Regions from separate parts of the Homo sapiens genome. Here region 1 is linked to region 2. A link is an interaction called in ENCODE POLR2A ChIA-PET data of the cell type or tissue named here. Cell type or tissue: GM12878. All regions are shown on one strand. Each heading gives the region's core, and the rest is flanking DNA. Links, peaks and the distances in the headings are about the cores only.

Evidence for each region. Peaks named below come from ENCODE experiments on the same cell type or tissue, not always from the same donor. Only the 100,000 strongest peaks of a DNase experiment are listed, where the experiment ranks them.
Region 1: POLR2A ChIA-PET joins it to region 2 with 5 read pairs; 3 of 35 experiments call an interaction of 5 or more read pairs at or near these places.

What each region holds. Positions count from the first base shown.
Region 1 is chr9:36,549,427-36,552,227 of GRCh38, reverse strand. No RefSeq gene overlaps it. Among named protein-coding and RNA genes, the nearest start is that of MELK, 22 kb to the left of the region's middle. RefSeq lists enhancers at 84-223, 1,327-1,606. In GM12878, for the core only: no CTCF peak of the experiment used is centred there; a DNase peak (open chromatin) is centred at 1,447; H3K27ac peaks cover 1,459 bases.
Region 2 is chr9:36,631,686-36,634,486 of GRCh38, reverse strand. It overlaps MELK (maternal embryonic leucine zipper kinase), which reads right to left. Exons shown (of 18, transcript NM_014791.4): 10 at 1,287-1,385. Among named protein-coding and RNA genes, the nearest start is that of MELK, 60 kb to the right of the region's middle. In GM12878, for the core only: a CTCF peak has its summit at 1,385 (motif pointing left); no DNase peak of the experiment used is centred there.

The DNA of each region.
Region 1 (2,801 bases), core at 260-2,759, 82 kb after region 2:
GGTGTGAGCCACCGTGCCCAGTGATTGGCCAGAACTTCTAATTCGAAAGCCCGTCTTTTGGTACCACTACATCATATGTCTAGGAATTGAAATGAGTCCTAGGCATTTGTGGTTTGTTTTTATGTAATTTGGACTTAGTTTTAGTCTTATATATCTATTTTAAGAAGTTTCTTCTTCTAACCCAGCATGTTAGGCCACAGTTACTTTTGCTTCCCCTTTGAGCTCTACTGACATTCTGCTGGGAAAATAATGCTGCACTAGCTGTAAATCTTATTCTGGAGAAATGATCTCGACCCTTGATTCCCCTCCCCGCCCCCCAGACATTGTCTTGCTCTGTCGCCCAGGCTGGAGTGCAGTGGCATGATCTTGGCTCATGGCAACCTCCGCCTCCTGGGTTCAAGCAATTCTCCTCCCTCAGCCTCCTGAGTAGCTGGGATTATAGGCACATGCCACCACATCCAGCTAATTTTTGTATTTTTAGTAGAGACGGGGTTTCATTACATTGCCAGGCTGGTCTCAAACTCCTGACCTCATGATCCGCCCATCTCGGCCTCTCAAAGTGTTGGGATTACAGACACGAGCCACTGCGCCTGGCCTCAACCCTTGATTTATCTCATCCATAGGATTTTGAAACTTTAGGACTAAAATGACTGAGACGTGGGAATAGTATCAGTGATTCATGAATTTGTTTGTACATTGAAATACCTGGGGAACTTTTACAATTCTTGATGGCCAGGTCACATCCCAGACCAATTAAACTAGAATCTGTGAAGCAGGGACCCAGCCACAGGTATGTTTATAAAGTGCTCTAGACAATCTGAATGCACAGCCTAGTTTGAGAGCCAGTCATCTAATGATTCTCAGTAGACACAATGCTACCATCTGGGTAATATTTTAGAAATTTGTGGGCAAATTTTGATTGTCAAAGTACTAAGAATGGCTGAAATAAAAAATAGTGATGATGCCAAGAGCTGGTGAGGATGCAGAGACTCTGAGTCACTCATACTTTGCTGGATGGGACGTAAAATGGTACAGCCGCTCTGAAAAATACTTGGGCTGTTTCTTCTTCCTTTTCTTTTTTCTTTTTTTTGAGACGGAGTGTCACTCTGTTGCCCAGGCTGGAGTGCAGTGGTGCGATCTCAGCTCACTGCAACCTCCGCCTCCCGGGTTCAAGCAATTCTCCTGCCTCAGCCTCCTGAGTAGCTGGGATTACAGGCGCGCGGCACCATGCCTGGCTAATTTTTGTATTTTTAGTAGAGATGGAGTTTCACCATGTTGGTCAGGCTGGCCTCGAACTCCTGACCTCGTGACCTGCCTGCCTCAGCCTCCCAAAGTGCTGAAATTACAGGCATGAGCCACCCTGCCCGGCCAGGGCTGCTTTTTTTTTACCACCCAAAATGGACTTAACATATGACTCAGCAATTTCACTCTTGGTCATTTTTCTCACATAAAATTTTTTTTCACACACAAGCTCGTAATAGTGTTCACAGCAGCTTTATTCATAATAGCCAAACACTGTAAATTATCTAAAGGTGTTTTTTTTTTTTGAGACAGAGTGTCACTCTCACTCAAGCTGGAGTGCACTGGCATGATTTCAGCTCACTGCAACCTCCGCACCCCCAAGCTCAGGTGATCCTCTCACCTTAATCTTCTGAGTAGGTGAGACTACAGGTGTGAACCACCAAGCCTGGCTAATTTTCATTTTTCTGTAGAGACGGGGGTTTGCCATGTTGCCCAGGCTTGTCTTAAACTTCTGGGCTCAAGTGATCCTGCCTGCCTTGGCCTCCCGAAGTGTTGGGATTACAGGCATGAGCAACCACGCCCAGCCTCTAAATGTCTTTCAGTAAATAAATGGCTGAACTGCGGAACATTCAAACCATGGACTACTACGCAGCAATCAAAGTGAATGAGCTATTAACACATACAACTTGGATGAACCTCAAGTGAATCATACTAAGTAAAAATAGCCAATTGGAGGTTGCGATGAGCCCAGATCGCACCATTGCACTCCAGCCTGGGCAACAAGAGCGAAACTCCATCTCAAAAAACAAACAAACAAACAATAATAATAATAATAAAAATGCCAATCTAGGTAGGGCTGGGCGAGGTGGCTCATGCCTGTAATCCCAGCACTTTGGGAGGCCGTGGCGGGCGGATCACCTGAGGTCGGGAGTTCAAGACCAGCCTGACCAATGTGGAGAAACCCTGTCTCCTCCATAAATACAAAATTAGCTGGGCATGGTGGCACATGCCTGTAATTCCAGCTACTCAGGAGGCTGAGGCAGAAGAATCGCTTGAACCTGGGAGGCAGAGGTTGTGGTGAGCCGAGATTGCGCCATTGCACTCCAGCCTGGGCAACAAGAGCGAAACTCCATCTCAAAAAAAAAACATTCTTTCCTTCATGTTAACTTTAGATAACCTGACAACAATGTGCCTTGGAGATGATCCTTTTTTTTTTTTTTTTTTTTAAAGACAGAGTCTTACTCTGTTACCCAGGCTAGAGTGCAGTGGCACGATCTCAGCTCATTGCAACCTCCACCTCCTAGGTTCAAGCGATTTTCCTGCCTCAGCCTCCTGAGTAGCTGGGACTACAGTCATGCACCACGACACTGGCTAATTTTTGTATTTTTAGTAGAGATGGGGTTTCTCCATATTGGTCAGGCTGGTCTCGAACTCCCAACCTCAGGTGATCTGCCTGCCTCAGCCTCCCAAAGTGCTGGGATTACAGGCATGAGCCACCGCGCCTGGCCATTTTTTTTTTTTTTTTTTTTTTTTTGGTGATGATCTTTTTGCGATGAATT
Region 2 (2,801 bases), core at 64-2,563:
CGCCTGCCTCAGCCTCCCAAAGTGCTGGGATTACAGGTGTGAGCCACCGTGCCTGGCCTAATTAGCCATTTTTTTCAAAGAACACCATTTTGATGAGAAAGAACACGGACTAACTATAGTTATTTAGACTTAAATGTTCAGCAGACATTTTCTCAAAAATGAACCAAGGGAATTTGTCAGTTCAAGGAGAATGACATATTTGTTGTCAATGATAGAATTTTAGCTTTTAAGCAAAAATTAGAATTTAGAAAACTTTTATTTGCCACCATGATCTTGAGTGCTTTCCAATAGTTAAAGACTTTTCTACTGAGATCAGTAGTGATTTTAAGGAATGTGATTTAATGTTGTATAACGAAATGTGTTAACGTTTGGAAGATTTGCATAACTCAGCAAACCAGTGTTTTCCAAATAACCAATGCATCATGTTATGTGAGGAAAAGATCCAATGGACAGAACAATGGATTTTATGGAATACAGTACAAAATTTCATTGATATGGCTTCAGATTCCACATGCAATTACCCTTTAAGAAACTACCATTTGTCAAGTTTTAATGGGCTATCAGAAACTGTCTGAATGGCTATTAGAATTTTTCTTCCTTTTCCTATTGCATATCTGTGTGAGGCTGCATTTTATTCCTTGGCTTCAATCAAAACAACCTATCAAAACAGACTGAACACAGAAGCAGGTGGCTATACAGGTGTCTTCTATTAAGCCAGACTTTAAAGAAATTTGCAAAGTTGTAAAACAATGTCATTCTTTTTGCTAAATTTATTTTGTAAATGGTTATTCTTCATAAAAATATTTGTGTTAATATGCAATAGTTTTATCATATTAGTTTTTAATGAATAAATAAATATTAAGAGTATAAAGGGATCCTCAAACTAAAAAGTTTGAGAACTACTGTACCCTCATAACTTCTCTGGGAAGTAGAACTGGTTTAACCTACTTTTTACAGATGAATAAATAGGTTCTGCAAAGTTAAGTAACTTGTCCAAGATTCCCAGAGCACTGTGACTGACTGCACATGAGAAACACCTGGGAGCTTTTAAAAACTCCCATTAAGTGTTCTGGGATGGGGAGCAGGCATTTCTTTTTAAGGTCCCAGGTAATTCTCATTTGCAGATGGGGTTAAGGAACCACTGTCCATTAGGTTACAAGTCTCCCAAACACCAATCTGATTAATATATTTTCTTGTATATTTAGACCACATCATTGTAGGTTCTGAATTCACCCAAAGACCACACAAAGTCAAAAAAAAATTCTACTGGATTTCATTTTACTTACAGGATTCTTGCTTTGCCACTCAACAGGATAGTTGTAATCTTGCATGATCCAGGGATGGTTCAATAGATTTTTCATAGAAATCCGTTTCTTTGGGTCCACCTAGTGGCCATTAAAAAGTAGCTAGAGATTAACATTTCAAATAGAGAACATAGAACACCTTTCCTCCTGAAAACTAAAAATGCATCAGAACAGATGTAAACTTTATCATCACAAAAATGCTGTCAAAGACTTTAAAATGGCCTTGGAAGAAATTCTTTTAAAAAGGCAACAGAGGCAAGAAAACTATAGCAACCAACACAGGCTTAGAAGATAAATGTTTAACAAACATGAACTTCATTGGTATGGACATTATTCGTGAAGTTCAATCTATTGTATGATGTAATAGTCTTTTGCTGGAAAACCTATTCACGGGAAATATTCACCAATTAAACATTCAAGCAGCCACAATGCAGGGCATTCATACTGAATATGCAATCTCTACCTCCAATGAGCTTACAATCACACAGAACAAGTTGAAAAGCACACCTTTCCATTTGTAATTTTCAAATGTAAGGAGAGAAAAATTAATCAACAAAGATTAACGTTATTTTGGAGTCTAGAAGAAAGAGTAAGGCATTTTCAATCTCATTACGGAGATTTGGTGGTCTGGCCCTACTTAATCAAGGTGAGTGAGCCTGAGGTAAATTTTGAATAAAAGATGGAGATGACTTAATAGATGAAAAAACCAGAAGATATTCTGAATACATAATGAAAAAAAAATTGCACTAAGAAGATACTCATATTTTCAAAGTGTTTCCTATCAATCTCATTTTGTCCTTATAACACTACATAGCAGTGAGGCCAGGCTCAGAACCCCCATTTTATAGATCAGATTAGGTGATACATTGATTAATTGGTAGAGTGCTTACCTAGGCTTCAGCACTCCTATCTTTCACCCTCAGAGGCTCATTCCAATAAATCTGTGGTTCTCAAAGTGTGGCCCCAAGACCTGCAGCATCAGCATCTTCTGGGAGCTTGTTAGAAATGCAAAATTTCAGTCCTGCCTCAGATCTATTGAATTACACACTCTGGGGCTGGAGGCCAGCAATCTGTATTTTAACAAGCCCGGGGTAATTTTGATATCTGCTGAAGTTTGAGAACCACTGCACTAGGTAACAGGGCCCATTCAATAGTACATCAACTCATTCAAGTATTTATTCAGTATCTACTAACATACTTAATGAGCAAGAGTTGGGAAAAGGCGGGATGCCGTGGCTCATACCTGTAATCCCAGCACTTTGGGAGATCAAGACAGGCAGAACGCTTGAGCTCAGGAGTTCGAAACCAGCCTGGGCAACGTAGCGAAACCCCATCTCTACAAAAAATACAGTTTGCTGAAAGTAATTATAAGGAATGAAGTGATAAATAAAATTTAAAAACAACCAAAAAAAAAAGAAAACTAAAGAAAGAACACAAAAAATTAGTCAGGTGTGGTGGTGTATACCAGTGGTCCCAGTTACTTGGGAGGCTGAAGTA